Regions from separate parts of the Homo sapiens genome. Here region 2 is linked to region 1. A link is a loop called in an ENCODE intact Hi-C map of the cell type or tissue named here. Cell type or tissue: B cell. All regions are shown on one strand.

What was found. Peaks named below come from ENCODE experiments on the same cell type or tissue, not always from the same donor. Only the 100,000 strongest peaks of a DNase experiment are listed, where the experiment ranks them.
Region 2: a loop joins it to region 1, with 12 times the contacts of the local background. A loop is called at or near these places in 8 of 110 quality-filtered maps.

What each region holds. Positions count from the first base shown.
Region 1 is chr7:155,505,334-155,513,333 of GRCh38, reverse strand. It overlaps CNPY1 (canopy FGF signaling regulator 1), which reads left to right. Exons shown (of 5, transcript NM_001393663.1): 3 at 4,237-4,440; 4 at 6,218-6,314. Among named protein-coding and RNA genes, the nearest start is that of CNPY1, 37 kb to the left of the region's middle. RefSeq lists enhancers at 2,813-3,658, 3,659-4,506 and a silencer at 6,368-6,417. In B cell, no CTCF peak of the experiment used is centred here; DNase peaks (open chromatin) are centred at 3,113, 3,793, 3,993, 4,233 and 1 weaker place; H3K4me3 peaks cover 735 bases; H3K27me3 peaks cover 5,124 bases.
Region 2 is chr7:155,368,119-155,376,118 of GRCh38, reverse strand. It overlaps LOC105375593 (a long non-coding RNA gene), which reads right to left. Exons shown (of 3, transcript XR_928236.4): 3 at 5,088-6,317. Among named protein-coding and RNA genes, the nearest start is that of BLACE, 4.2 kb to the right of the region's middle. RefSeq lists enhancers at 2,184-2,695, 3,720-4,231 and a silencer at 3,337-3,526. In B cell, CTCF peaks have their summits at 3,180 and 3,382 (motif pointing right); DNase peaks (open chromatin) are centred at 1,258, 2,018, 2,308, 3,628 and 3 weaker places; H3K4me3 peaks cover 3,151 bases; H3K27me3 peaks cover 5,844 bases.

The DNA of each region.
Region 1 (8,000 bases):
GGTTTGGGCTCCCTAAATAATGTCTAGCTAAAACCTCTCTTATTACGTCCAGATGCAATTCATTTTTTTCTGATATACAGAACACTGGAAATGTATCAGCCTTTATTATTCCTCATCGAAATGAGTGCCTTTAGATTTCTAATTATATTGTCTAATAAAACTAAACAGTCAATGCTATTTGCATATTATATGAAGAAGTGTCATACAACAAACTCATAGCAGTCAATTAACATAAAAGCTAATTATATATCTCATCAGCTTACAAGAGTTTCTGAATTCATGCTTCCCCTGTTGTAGCCTAGAGCAAAGGAGCTTTGAATTTTCACTTCTAAATATTGACTTTTAACTAATATCAGCAGTGATTTCAATTTTTATGGATGAAAAGTTAGTGATTAAACTAGATGCAATATTGCTACAATGCAATTAAAATTTTACATTAACTAAACCTCTAGAAAGAAAATCTTTGCTACAATGTGAAATTAATTATCAGTCACTAAACAGGTTAAGTACTGGTTTCATATCTGAAGGACACTCCAAAATAACGATAAAGATGAGTGAAATTTATTGGAGGTTGTCAGACTGTAATGGGAGAGACAGATATACCACAACGACAGTTTCCACTGTAACATAATTGTATTCCTGCTGATTGTGACAGCTATCAAGCAAGAAATTTACTACAAGATTAACAGAGACACAGTAATGAACAAACATGGAGGCATGCTGTAATTGGCCGTTATTAAAGTGTTATCATAGAGGTCTGTAATAAACTCCCTAGCTCTTCTCTTCTGGAGAAGCCAAAGCCAGAACTTTCAAGTACTTCTTTCCACTCTAAAGTAGGGCTATGGGTATCTCCCCACCCCCATTCCATTGCTCACACAACAAGCACAGGGTCAGAAGAAACGTAAAGGGGGAGAAATAGGCACTGCATTTAGGAAGTATGATTAAGAGTTATAGGTGGGGTTCAAATCTGGGAAAAGTTAGGATTGACTTGGAGTGCTTGGGTACTCTAAGATAGCAATGAAATTATCATGGATCATTTTTCTACTTATAACTTGTACCAAACAAGTCCATATGTAAAAGCAATGGCAGATAAGAAAACTGTGCCAGTGCGTGGGTTTTCTCTGGCTACACAGGCCTTCTCATTCATATTTTAATGAGGTTAGTATCTCTGAGACAGTCCTTGGAGGGCAGAGGCAAGGCTCCCTAAGATTACAATAGGAGGTGCTTTATTGACAAGTACTATTCAAAATCTTCACAGTATAGAAAGACTTCGTTTTATTCCACTTGTCCCAATCCTTATTGGCCTCTTATAATCAAAACACTTTGAGGGGGAAAAAAAAGCCCAGTTATTCTGTGAACAGTCTTTAAATGTACTGAACGTAGTTCAGCTACTTAGAATCATTTTAAACTCTAATCATGTACATTTGAATAAATGTATAAAGAGCTGTAATGCATAAGTATCTTTTTCTTAAATACTTTCTCAAAAAAATTGATGCTTTGGGATTTCAGGATCAAAATTTTTCTTAATCTTCTGCAAAAATGAACTCCACTCGTCTCATGCTGGCTGTTTTCCCTTTCCTGTTTTTAACGAACATCGTAAGGTAGTGTCTCCGAGCTAGCTGCCAGCAAACATTTTCTACTTTTAAAGAATGTTTACTCTAAAGGGCTAGCGAATCACATCAAAAAGCCAGTCAGCCTTCATAGACTGACAAAATTGTAGAAATTCACACGTTTGTACCTTGCCATAACATATTTGTGTTAAAATAGGCAAAACAGTAGCATATTCAAACATGTCAAATTACACTTTCAAAATAAAAACAATCCACTGGTAGGTAGAAAGTTTTAACATGGGGAACTGTTTCCAAAAGGTGCAACCTAGGAAATAAATCAAGTGGCCCACAGAAGTAAGTTGTGGAAGGCCTTCCACACACAAACATTACAATTTTGCTCAAAACTTATATGCTCAGCAACTTTTGCAAATAGCTCACAATGTTCTGTGAATTGAAAAATTAGTTTTCAGCGTGGCCTCTACTCAACATGAATTAAGTGGTGTATTAGGATGGAATTTGGTGTTCTAATGGAAGGAAGGCCTAAGTTTCTGAAAGCCCCCAGCGATCAGACCCTGGTTCCTCCTGGCTCTGTCCCCATCCCCCCAAGTATCAAGTATGTTTACTTTTCAGATGGGAAACGAGAGTGGGGGAGGGAGGAAGGAAAGGAGAGAGAGAATGAATTTCTTGATTACAGTTAGATATTTTTAAATGACAGCGTCTACTCTTCACTTTCAAGTAAAATGCTACTCTGTTGACATCCAGAAACTACTATGAATATATTGTATATGTATCAGCTAAGGAAATAATACCTAAAATACATGCATCACAGAAAAAGAAAACCTCCGTAATCTTTCCGCTAATGATCTGTCTTGATTAAATTACATTTTAAAATCTGCCTCTGCATTTTATAGTTTTTCCAGTGATTAATACGTGTTTAATTATTTGTTTCTGTAAATTAATAAAACAGATTTTCAGTTTTGTTTGTTAATCTACGTATTCTTTGCATGTTTTACAACTTAATGAAAATTAATGAACGGCATAATTAAAGCGTAAGTAGAACGCTACTTGTGTTTGAAATGTGCACTTTGAGCCACTTAGGCTGCAGTTTTTGACTGTAGACATTTTTAGCGATTAAAACATTCATGAGTTTTAAAAGCGTGGTATTTGAGTGATTAGATACGTGTGGTGGTATATTCTATTAAATAGTCCATAAGCTATTTAACTTCCGATTCGAGTGCCTGGGCCTTGAGAGCAGCTCAAAATCAAGCTCCAGCCGAGTCGTGGGGGAGAAGGAGGGATGTTACCTGTGCACAGGGGAGGCGCAGCTGATAGTTAATCGGCGGCGGTATTTCTCTGACGCGTCCTCTTCCCAAGTTTCTTTTAGAATGTTTTGACAAAGTGGCTTCCTTATTGAAACGGGGGGCGCCGGTGGCGATGCTGGGTGGTTTGTAATGGAACCTGGGTCTCAAGAACACAAGCGCACCCTCCGCCCGCGCTTTCAAGGGGACGCCGCCGCGCCGCTGATGAGATTTGTGGCCAGATGGCGGTGAAGCGCGGAGACCCTTTGTGCGCCCCGAGCGCGCCTGTGAATGTAGCGCGGCCGCTGGCACCGGAAGGGTTCATACTGCGCCTGAAAGGGGACAATGGAGGCTGGATAGATCAACACTGCAGAAATCGAGTTCATTTGTGATTCAGCCCCTTTCACTGCGGTTGTCATGCAAACTTCCTACTTTGATCAGCAGAGGGTGGAGAGGGAAAAAGCCCGCAAAGGCCCGGGCTGCGGCGCGGTCCGGCGCCCTTGGCGGCTCCACGCCCCCTTCCGGAAGGAGCCGCGGGGACGCCGCATCCTGCACCTTGACCTGTCTAGACGGCCCCGAACGTTTTGTCTCCGTTACCAAGGGCGAGGGGTGCTCTTTGACCCGCGCCCGGGGCGGAGGTGGTGGCCAAAGGGTCCAGCTGAATCCTCGCCGAATTCCGGAGGGAGAGGGGCGCGCGGGGACGTGCACCAGCTGTTCCCAAAGAAAGCAGCCGAGGAGCCCGCCTGGGAGATGGGGCGCCCGTCCGTGAGCCCCTTCCTCTCCCAGCCCCACGTCCACCCCAGCCCGGGCCATCGCGCGGCTGCAGCGTGGGGGACGCGCAGCCAAGGGCAGCCCCGGGGAGGGCCAGACTTTGGGCCTCCCCAACTTCTCCCCGACTAAGGGGATCTGAAGCCAGCTGAGCGCGCGCTCTCTCTCTCGCTCTCTCTCCCTCCCTCTCTCTGTCTCTCCCTCCTTTCCCTCTCTCTGTCTCTCTCCCCCTCCTCTCTCTCTCCTCTCTCTGTCTGACAAGTAGATGGATAATAACTGCCATTTTCTATGCGTCATGCTTTTTGCTACATGCTCAGTGATTTCTAAACATGATTCTATGTAGAGGTATAGTTTCTAGTTTGAATGTATTTTTTTTCTGGCCACTTTGAAATATATGCACTTTTAAAAAACTGGAATTTACGCTAGCCCCGTAATGATGTAAAGCAGGTCGTTGTTACATTGTAATAACAATCTGCGGTACCGTCTTCTGGGCCCGTGCTAGGGAAGTGGCACACGTTTGCATTCAGGGAGAGTGTGGCGTTTCCATGTGGACTCGCCGGAAGGTCTTTGAAGTAACATTAACATTAAGACAAGTTTCCTCGCCCTGTCTTTCTTCTTAGATCCCCCTAGCTCAGTCGGAGGCGTTCCTAACGGATCTTTTGGAGAAAGTCTGTGAGCGAATGAACGACTACAAGCTTGAGGAAGACCCTGTGACGAAGGAGAGAACTTTCAAGAGATTCGCTCCTAGGAAAGGAGACAAAATATACCAAGAATTTAAAAAATTGTATTTTTATTCTGATGCTTACAGACCTTTGAAATTTGCGGTAAGCTCTCTTCCTTGCAGATGAATCGTATGATCCAGAAACGTGTTTTTGGAACTCTTTTTTGTTGTTTTCTACTCTTGTTGTGGTTGAGTTTCAAGACATGGAACATCAAAATGCACATTAAAATGTCATCTGCTGACTTTGTTGTCTTGCTGCTTAAGTGCTCACCATGCGTTTAGTAACTTGACTTTTGAGACACCTAAGGGGTTGTGGCAATTTATGGTGATCAATGGACACGTCTCAGTGATACTTTACGGAAGGTGCTGTGCACAAGTCCCGGGGACTTTAAGACAGTTTTGCAGAACGTTTTGCTTAAACCATTTTGCTCGTGTGGGGACTCCAGAGTGGTCTTAGTCAGTGCTGGTGCAAGGAAGGTCTCTCACAGGTTTCCACATAAGGAATCAGGGGCTGTGGTTTCTAGGTTAAAAGCCAAATTAAAACGAATGCCGCTTTCAAATATCTACAGCCAAATGACAGAGGGAGAGTGATGCAACCACCTCTTTTTTTCTAAGGCTTGACAGAGGAGGGAGAATTGTATCCTGAGTTAATTCGAATATTCTAGCCCAAACTAAGTTAAACAAAGGCTTAGGTATGATAGTTAGCCTGATGCCAAATTTCCTTCCAGTGTAATGTTGATTTTTTGTGAATGCTAGTCTCTGGCTTGCTAGAATATGCTTGGCAAAATACGTTGCAATATTTTTCACTTTAGTCAATGCTGTTGAATCAGACAAAGTGATGGGCAGTCCTGTTTTAAAAAATGTATTAAGTTCACACATTGGCCAAAATACCAGGCCTGCTGAAACCTTGAAATAAGGGCTTTAGCCGATTTTTAAAGATTTTATTTTAACTAGAAAGTAAAGGCAATAATCAGGGTTAAAAGTACTACAGAATAAGAATGACAATGAATACGTGTGTTTGTATTTCACAGGTTTTAAATAGGCACATTAGAGTCGAATTTAAATCTTTTAAAATGCCATTAAACATTTTTAGAGTCTTGCTTAATGAACTCAGAAAATGATTTACAAGTCTCTGGTGAATACCACTAGGTAACTTCACAGCTCCCGAAAGTATAACCTGGTAGTTCCTTAACAAAGAAACATACTTCAGTTAGAATTTAAGATTTTCAAATGCAGGGGTGTATTTGAGCACCCTCTTCTCTGAAAGGTCAGGTATTTTTTTTTAAGTGAAGTGAAATGTTGGATGGATCTCTAAACAGCATGAAAAGACACCTCCCGAAGTAACTGTCAAGGGTGTTCTCCACAGTGAAATTGAAGATGCGTTTGTTTTGATTGCTGAGAAGGCTTAATTGTTTTCACACTTTCAAGCCACAAAATGGATTATTATGTTAAATCACAAGGAAACTGGTTTAATCATTTCGGGGAGCTGTGGTCTTCTTTTTTTTTTTTTTTTTTTTTTTTTTTTAGTTTAAAAACCGTTGGACTTTTCAGCTCCTTCGATAGGAGGTCCATTTCTTCCTATGACTTCCAGTCCGATTTAAGGAAGCGAAACATGCAAAGAGATGTTCCTTCCTCAGGCTCCCATGTCTTCCAACACAACTCATCATTTACTTAAGCCCCAGGAAAATGATGCAATTAACATTCTGGGAAGAGGGTTAATCCAATGCAATGATGTATTAAACCAAAAGGGCGAATAAAAATGGACCACCTTGGTTACATGATTTCCTATGTTTAGCTAATAAATTGTTGCAAAGTCCTTCCTAACAAAGTGCCCCGCCAGTGTGCGTCTATCCACATATGTTGTTATTATGTTTCTACAGTGTGAAACTATAATAGAAGAGTATGAAGATGAAATATCCTCACTTATCGCCCAGGAGACACACTATCTAGCTGACAAGCTGTGCAGTGAAAAATCAGGTACTGTGTCTGATGTAACATGTGCTCGCTGCTCGCACACCCTCTCTCTCTCACTCAGCCTTGCAGCGTCTTGTTTGCAGACCGAGCCTCGCTGCCTCTGCGATCCACGGCTCTGACACAGGATCCCCCGTCTCCGCTGAATCAGAAACGACAGCATGTGAGAGAAAACAGATAAACAGAAACCACAGGGCTGTGTGGCCTTCCTCTTTGTACTTTCTTTCCTCTATATATTAAGTGAATTCAAACATTCTTGATTTCCAGTTAAGGAGAAAATTCTTGTTCAGAATTAGAAGACTCCAAAGCACTTTCTTTTTAAAAACTTTGAGAGAGAGGATTTTTCCATCCTGGACCAGGGAAGGAGACCCTCACTTCATGGCTTGAGTATCTGCTACAGCAGCAGAAGGTGCGATTTTTATTTTGTAAGAACTTTCTAAAGTTTTTTTGTTTGTTTGTTTGTTTGTTTGTTTGGGGGGATGCTGGATTTTTTTCCAGGTTCCATTCCTGTATCTACTTCTTAAAAAAAATTTTTTTCTGGCTCAGAGGGTGGAAAATAATAGTTAATTCTTAAGCATATACACACACTCAGAAGCTGGAAAAAATGAGCAGAATTTTATTTATAATATACAAAGTTGAAAGCGATGGTCACTGACTCTCCGCTCTGTTGGCTGTACGTAGACCTTCTAGTCCCCTAACTTGGATGCTTGTTTAATACATTTATAAGAATGGAGTACACAGTTGTGCATTCTTTTGGATATCTTTGGGAAGAAATGAGTGAGTAGATATGAAGACAATGATTTAAAGCCAGTGGGGTACTTTTAAACAATGTGGAAGTTTGAGACAATTAGCATTCAGCAGTTGTTTACAATAAAGTATATAATACACCTACATCCATTATATCAAATGTAGTGCCAAAGTCCTTAAAATAACAGCTACTGAACATTTGTAGATAAATATTCATGTCATCAAAAGTTATTAAACAAGAAGTACACAAATCTCCCATTAACAGAACAGGTAAAGTTTTGTTTTTTTTGTTTTTGGTTTTGTTTTTGTCTTTTTTGCTTATACTCTGAGTAGATAATTGGGTTGTTTCTGTTTAAAATCCAGTTTTAATGAAGCTTGCAAAAGAATACAGTGAGACGACGTAGTCAGGATTATTCAGGCATTTGGGGTATTTTTCTTTGATGTGGGAGATATACTATAGAAATGTGTGATGTCCATGACCACAACTTCCCACAGGAAATGTTTTTAAAGTGTTTCAAACAATTCAGAGATGTATGTAGGCATTCAGATAGAAGCAAAAATGTGATGAACAATATTTGAAATATTAATTTCCCTATTTTTTCCTCATAAAGGACGTGGTCTATGACAAACGCAGATCCACTGCTACATGGGCCCTCTCTCAGATGCTCCAGGAGGACTAGAGAGGGTTCCAGTAACTAGTCCCAGCAGTAGTCACCCCGAATAATAAGATCCTGGGGAAAGACTGCTCCCAAGTTTGTCAATTTGACTTAATTTCAATAATCTTAACTACCTTTCTTCATTCCTTCTGCATATTTATAATTGGAATAAAACTTAACACTAACCTTGAGAAAATGCAAGCTGAAAGAATAAACCTAAGATAGGTGCAATTTTGCAAGTATAAAATGAAACCTGATGAGATAATTCTTAATTGGCATTTGATTTTTA
Region 2 (8,000 bases), 140 kb after region 1:
GAAGCTTCCTTTCCATCTCTGGTGGCCTGCTCACCAAAGACCCTCTGGTCCCGTCAACTTGGTGTTAACTCTTGGGTGTAAATGCCTTTGAGAAAATACCCACTGCACCTCCTACAGTGAATCCCACTGCTCACACAGGGTTTGTATGAAGTCTGCCCTTTATGGGCCATCTACACATCTCCTGTATAAGATACAGAAGGTGAGTCTACAGTCGTACATAGGAAGAGCGACCTAGGATTTAGTGGGCCAAATACAACCACGAAACGTCGCCTGGCAGCCTGATTCCACAAACGCTGTAACCTTCCTCCTCCCTCCTGTGGGGACTAGGAAAGAAAAGAGAAAGAGAGGCACAGCCTCTGGTCTCGGAGGTAGGCAGGAATGGAGGGGTTTCTAAGGGCAGGTCATCTCCTTTCAACAAACTCAGAGATTTGGCAAGTCACCAGGTAATTCTTTCAACCACAAAATCCGCAGGCAACACAATTTAAAATCTCTTGGCAGAGACTTCCGGAAGTGCTTCCTCCCTTCTTTCTCTGGAGCTCCAGCTGCAGGACCACCGTGAGGAAGCTGTCACCGCCGCTAAGGCTGGCTGCCCTCTCTGGGAGTTGCACTTCCTTCCTCCGGTCCCTAATCTGAGGACTGCTGGATTGCAGACTTGGCAAGTCCAGTGTGTACCTACTGTTACCCCACTGGAGTCCTGATGTGGCGGGAGGCCTGGTGGAAGGGACAGGGGGTATTTTCCCTTTTAATTTATTCAATGTTTTGTCTTAAAAACAGAGGGAGGGTAGGCAGCGATCTTACCTGTTATTAACTTTCCACCCCCGCTGCCATCCCCTTAGCTAGAAGAGCCACTGGTTTTTATTTTTGTTTTTATCTTAATGACCTTTCCTACTTCCCCTCCCCTACACTGTTTGAAACCCCGCTGTGGGGTTTGACTGACCCGACCTAGGGTGCTGCCCTCACGTGGACGCCGGCCCTGGGCGTGTCGCGTGTGCGCGGGGACGGCTGTGCGCGCGTCTCTGGACGAGACCAATTTCTCCATCGCGCAGCCATCCCCGCGGACGACGTTTGAAAGGCGGACTGAGGGTGGAGGAGGTCGCGGGGAAAGCGGACCGAAGGGAAAGAAAAATCAGAAAGACCATTAGGATCTGTCCGGGTGCCTGAACTCTTCCTCCTTCCCTAAAGGACCCTACCAAGCCGGTGGCGGCGAGGACGCAAACACCATTGAGGGGGCTTCCGTGGGTCCGCGGTCTCGCGCTCCGCCGTGCAGAACGAACTGTTAGTGGGCGCTACTGATCGCGCCGCGCTCGCGGCCTCGCCCCATTCACACGGCCCCGCGTAATGAATTCGTCCATTTAAATACATTACAGGAATATTGGAGATTGCGGAGGACGTGACACTTGACCCTGCAACCCGAACCCCGCAGGGGCAGCCGCCGCCTTGCAAAGTAGCAGTCCCCGAGCAGCGCCGCGCGGCGGTGGCCGGCCAAGCCCTCCGGGAGCTCTCCGGGTCCCCTTCCTCGCCCCCACCCCCGCCTTGCTCGCAGCTTGCCTCTGTCGACCCCTTCCCGCAGCCGCGTTTCAATCAAACTCACTGAGACGGCACCGAGCGGGCGCCGGGGACAAGAAACGCCTCGCCAGCGACAACGCGCGAACAAGCGGAGCCGCGGGCCCCGGCGCCTCCGCCCACACGCGCCCCGCGTGCTGAAACCCGCACCTGGCCCACGGGTAGCCGGAAAAGCCGGGTCCCGGCCCGCCCGCCGGGCCGCCCCTGCTCCCGCTCCCCCAGCTCCAAGCGCTGCGGCTCAGAAACCCACCCGCCCGGCCCAGCCCCCGCCGGAGCCCTGCACCTTGGGGAGCCGGAGGCTGGGGAGGGGACCAGAGAAGGGGAAGAAGGGGCATCGCCCTTCTTCCTACCCTGGGACAGCGCCTGGACTGGAGCTGGGTGCCGAGGAAACGACGGGAAGAGCTGACAGAGAGGCGGAGGGAGAAAAGAAAGGAAAAGAGGCAGAGACGAGGAAGGGAAGAAAGGGATCCGAAGTGACCCGCCCTCGGGCCTCCGCGCCGGTGATGCCCCGCGCCCAGGGCGAGGCCGTGCTTCGCGGGCATGAGAAGCCAGGAGGCAGCGGAGTGCGGGTCTGGGGCACCGGGGACATTGCCAAACATAATTGGGGTGCCAAACTGGGCTTCTTAATCTCGAAGCCAGGATGGGCGGGTGTGGCCGGGGGTGCGCGGGGTCAGCCAGCTTGGGGTGCTTTCCTTCGGGGCTCACACCGGCAGCGCGGACCGGCCGAGGCCGCTGGGACTGCAAGTCCGCCGCCTGCTTTTGTTCTGGGTTCTGCTGTAATTTAACATAAAACGCCTGTTAGAATCACTGCTGCCGAAACACGCGTTTCTCCTTGTTTTGCCACCAACTAACAGGATTAGGCAACAAGAGCGAGATTTCAAATTAACCATAAAAATGACAAATTGCAATTCATTTAGCTGCCCACTTACTACATTAAAAAACATAAATAAATGAATCTGCGTATTCAGAGGGTTGAACGGCCCGCAAGGAAGCGAAAGCGGTTGAACTCAGGCCTCCGGGTGGGAGTCAGGGCTGTGGCGCTGGCGAGAGCGGGCCGCCGCGGAATTCGCACCGTCTTCCAAGGGCCCGGAAAGAGGCAGCTTGGGTCATTCGAGGAACCGAGGAGGAGGGAGGAAGCTGCGAGGCCCGAGCATTTTTAGCACCTGAATTCTCCCTGCGGAGGGACTGTGTGGGGGAAGAAGGGTGGGGCGCGGAGGCAGGTCTAGAGGGGAGAGCGCTGGTTCCAGTTCGAGCTTGTCGGAAGGAAAGGCGAGAAAACTCAGCAAACGTGCTTTGCAAAATTCTGGGGAGGGGGTGATTCTCGTGTGGTGCCCCGTGTGTGAAGAATGAGACGCTGGCGAATTTTGCAGTGAGTTTGGAAGAGACCCTGGCTAAATTACTAATTCCAGTCCATCTGCAAGAGTACCCCCTTGCCTTTTTTGTTGTGTTTTGTTTTTAGGGAAGCAGCCCCTTCCCCTTGCGAAGCCGCGATGGGCTTAAAACCTCGTTTGTGCATTGAAGCTTTTCGAGATACGGATACTCAGAAACCTACAGATTTGTCTGAGCAGTGGACCTGGCGGGAGGCGTGGGTCAGGGTGGGTGAGCAGAGAGGGAATCCTCCCTCCTGGGGGAGGCGGATGTGGGCGGGAGTACTCGATCTTCCCCCTTGGCCAAGCATTACCCAGAGGGAAACACTGACCACGCTGCGCACTCACCAGTTTTATTTTTTGTTTTTAGTTCCAGAGTTTTCGTTCCTAAACCGGCTGGTCGCGGACCCACGCTTTAGTCTCCCTGCAGCGGGGACGAGGCCTCCCCAGGGGAGGTGGAGTTGCCCCCCGCAGCGCGCGGTCGGCAGGGGGCGCGCTGGGACACCCTGGCCGCGCCCACTCCGGCCCAGCCGGCCCCGCCTTAGGGCCGCGTGGGGGAAGCTCCAGCTTCTCTCCCTGGGGAGAAGCGGCCGCGCAAGTCGGCCTGAGCCCGCGGGCTTCTACCGGACAGCGTAAAACGTGGGCACCTGTCCGGGGACTTCCCTGAAATGGAGGAAAGCGCGCCCCCAGGGAGCGCGGGAGGCTACCAGGGAGCGCCGCAGCACCTGCATCCTGGGGCGGCGGGCGGGGGTGAGCCAGGGCGTAAGAACCCGAGCTGGCTCCGTAAAGTGTGTGCGCCCAGCTCCAGTTCAGGCGCTGTCCCAGGGTAGGAAGAAAGTGCGCGAGACGGCCCTGGTTGCATCCACGAAGCGCGCCCTACTTCTTTCCGGACACGCATTCTCCAGCACCCGGGGAGCTCCCCGCCGGCGCTCCTGCCCTAAACTCTCGGCCAAGCCCAAAGCCGGGCGTGCCTTCTCCCTAGAATGTTCTCGAGCAAATCCCGAACAAGTAGTCCGATTCCACCCCAGGCCTACACGGGTAATGCGGGTTAAGAAGGCAAGGGGCGAGAGGAGGTGGGAACAAGTCCAGGTGGGCGCCTAGGGGTGTCCAGGGCACCCTGCGTAACGCTGGCCGCGCGGTTCCGCTCGGCCTAACCTTTCTCGCCCTCCTGAACCTGCTCACGGCCGAGGCAGGTGGAGAGGGCGCCTTGCATCGGGAAGGCCGGGACGCAGACTTCCAGAAGCTCTGTGGGACCACGGGGCGGTTGCCTCACACGGGTGAGGTCTCGGCGCCTTTGTTGGCTCCCAGGAAACCGTGGGCAGGACGCCTGGATTGCCCCCATCTAGCTGTCCCAACCTGTGCTGCCTCTTTACCCCAGGGGAGAGGGGCACCCAGCCTGGACCCGTGCAGCGCGGTCCGCTCGCCTTGCAACAGGGAAAGAGGGGATGGAGCGGGTCACGAAGTTGTTTTCCTATTCTCCTGGCTGGATTCATCATTCTTGCACACCAAGCCAAAAAATGCAAAGGGAGTTTGTTCTTTCATTTTCCTCTGCCAATAACCGCCGATCAGACTGTTTCATTCCACTCCCCGCCCCACCTGCCCTGCGTTCCCAGGTACGGAAAGGACGAGAGGCCTTTGTTCGATCGACTGACAAGAAGGGACTGCTTGCCCAGCCAGGGTCCTCGCAGGTGGGATGGGGCTTCCTGCAGGCCTCTGCAGGTTTGCGGGCTGCTGAGCTAAACCCCTTGCAGAGGGGCCAGGGCCGTCCTTGGGTTGTGATGGTGTCCGATTGGACTCTTAAATGGTTCCTTTGAACCTTGAACCAGAATTCTTGCAGAATCCTGCAAACATACCCAGCCCTTGCAAAACAGGGCTTTAGGGTAGGAGTCGAGGGGTCTGGGGGTGGCCGTCTGAATACAGCATGAGTGGATTCCTAGCCATCACTTGGTGGGGAGCACAGTGTCTGGGGACAGGTGGAACTAGTAGCCACCCCTGTAACAATGACTAACTTTCAGGTGGGGCGCACAGTGTCTGGGGACAGGTGGAACTAGTAGCCACCCCTGTAACAATGACTAACTTTCAGGTGGGGCACACAGTGTCTGGGGACAGGTGGAACTAGTAGCCACCCCTGTAACAATGACTAACTTTCACGAGTGATTCCGGCAGGCCAAGTGTCTTTTCAGCATGTTTTGTGGGTGATTTTATTTTTATTTATTTATTATTATTATTTTTTGAGACAGAGTTTTGCTCTCGTTGCCCAGGCCGGAGTGCAATGGTGCTATCTTGGCTTACCACAACCTCCACCTTCCGGGTTCAAGCGATTCCCCTGCCTCAGCTTCCCAAGTAGCTGGGATTACAGGCATGAGCTACCATACCCAGCTAAATTTGTATTTTTAGTAGAGACGGGGTTTCTCCATGTTGGTCAGGCTGGTATTGAACTCCTGACCTCAGGTGATCCACCTGCCTCAGCCTCCCAAAGTGATGGGATTACAGGCATGAGCCATCGCGCCCGACCTGTTTTATTTATTTACTTTTTGAGATAGTCTCATTCTGTCTTCTAGGCCAGAGTGCAGTGACGCACTCATGGCTCTCTGCAGCCTCGACCTCCTGGGCTCAAGCAATCCTCCCACCTCAGCCTCCCGAGTAGGTAGGACTACAGGTGCACACCACCAATTGTTTAATTTTTGTAGAGACAGAGTCTCACTATGTTGCCCAGGCTGGTCTTGAACTCTTGACCTCAAAAGATCCTCCCTCCTCAGCCTCCCAGAGCATTGGGATGACAATCATGAGCCATCACAGCTGGCCTGTGGGTGATTTTATTTATTCCTCGAGATAGGTACATTTATTATCTCCATTTACATCTGAGGAAACTGAGGCACAAAGGGGCAAAATAACATTTCCAAGCCTGCTGACTGGTAAGTGGCCAGCATTTGACTGAGGAGGTCTGTCTCTAGAAACCCTGCCCCTGCTGCCCCTTCTGTGTCTGAGTGTGGCAGTCAGACCCCAGAGGGAATCCCACACCTGTAAAATAAAAACAATCAGCTGGCCCTGCTGACCTCGCTGGGGAGCGAAGCCCAGCCTAAAAAGGGATGAGTACCCTGAAAAGGTTCTGCTTGGGTGTGGCCGTGCAGGAAACGCTCCTGCTTTCTTGCCTGCCTGTCATCGATGACCCGAATAATCTCTGCACCAGATCTGTGTTTGTCTCTTCCCTGCTGTAGGTCGCTGTGGCCTTGCCCCTCAGAACAACAGAGCAATGGGCTGCGGCCAGGCAGCGCTCTGCGCTTTGATGAATTTTAAAGCGTTGGAGTGATCACAGGATGTCCGTCCGAGTTTCACAGTTAGCGAGCTGCTGAGCTGAGCCGAGCTGAGGGTTGGCAGGGTAGAGTCCTATGGGAGAAACACTGCTTGGATCACAGAGATTTCTGTGTATCAGGAACCAACAAATACTAAGTAAGCACTTGCTGTGGCTAAATGCTTACCACATCGGCTGAGTAGGGGGTGTGCAGATGGGGGAGTCCCACAGCCCCCAAAACCAGCTACAACATCCACGTTTTACTCAGACAAGGGGCCCTCAAGCACCACCTCATGCCGAAGTGCTGCTTCACGTGAATAGAGCTAGGATTCTAAGCCAAAAGGCCTTTCTAGAACTTTCTGCATGTACCAAAGAAGCTGCTTCCACCTCACTGCCTCCTTTCCACTGTTAGTGTTCTGCTGAGGCTTCTCTTGGGCTCTGCCTCTCCCTGCCCAACACCTGAGAAAGGCCTGATCAGTGCTGGAGGCACTGGGTGGCACCTCTCCTGCGGACGTGCTTCCCACGTAAGGCAGGTATAGGGAGACCTGCCTGTCTAGAAAGACATATGTTTACATGTCAGAGAGAAACACAACACCTGCACTCTCTAACCATTTCCTGAAAGACCCCTCTTGACACACCTTAGGGGCTTCAGGGCCACACTGCCTGGCACAGCTGGTTCCCAGTGTGGACCTGTCTCCACTGCCAGCCCCTGCCCCACCCTCTCCACCTGAGTCCTGATCCCTGGTGACCAAGAGAGGCTGTGCTGCTTCTGGCCTTCACAGTAAGCCAGATGGCCTGGGAAGCGAGACTCTCTCTGCCTCCCAGCACTCCAGGCTGCAGTTGCTGTTTCATCATCCATGGGTGTAAAACACCAAGCAAGTGACATGATACAGAATGACCTCCCTGTGCTGGCAGTGGCACCACAGAAACAGGAAGACTCAGAGCCAGAAGCTGCCTGCGCAGATTGCCATTATGGAGCCTGGGAAATCAAGTCCTAGAAAGATTATCTGTTTTTTTTTTTTTTTTTGAGATAGGAGCTTGCTCTGTCGCCCAGGCTGGAGTGCAGTGGTGTGATCACTGCTCACTGCAGCCTCTGCCTTCTGGGCTCAAGCAATCCTCTAGCTTCATCCTCCCAAGTAGCTGGGACTACAGGCATGCGCCGCCATGCTTGGCTAATTTTTTAAACTTCTTGTAGAGACAAGGTCTCACTATGTTGCCCTGGTTGGTCTTGAACTCCTTGGCTCCAGTGATCCGCCTGCCTCCAGTGATCCTCCCACCTCGGCCTCCCAAAGTGCTGGGATTACAGGCATGAGCCACTGTACCTGTCCTAGAAAGATTAAAGGATACCTCTACGTCTACCTCTACCTCTACCTCTACCTCTACCTCTACCTCTACCTCTACCTCTAACCTCTAACCTCTAACCTCTAACCTCTACCTCTACCTCTACCTCTACCTCTCCCCACGGTCTCCTTCCACGGTCTCCCTCTGATGCCGAGCCGAAGCTGGACTGTACTGCTGCGATCTCGGCTCACTGCAACCTCCCTGCCTGATTCTCCTGCCTCAGCCTGCCGAGTGCCTGTGATTGCAGGCACGCGCCGCCACGCCTGACTGGTTTTCGTTTTTTTTTGGTGGAGACGGGGTTTCGCTGTGTTGGCCGGGCTGGTCTCCAGCTCCTAACCGCGAGTGATCCGCCAGCCTCGGCCTTCCGAGGTGCTGGGATTGCAGACGGAGTCTCGTTCACTCAGTGCTCAATGGTGCCCAGGCTGGAGTGCAGCGGC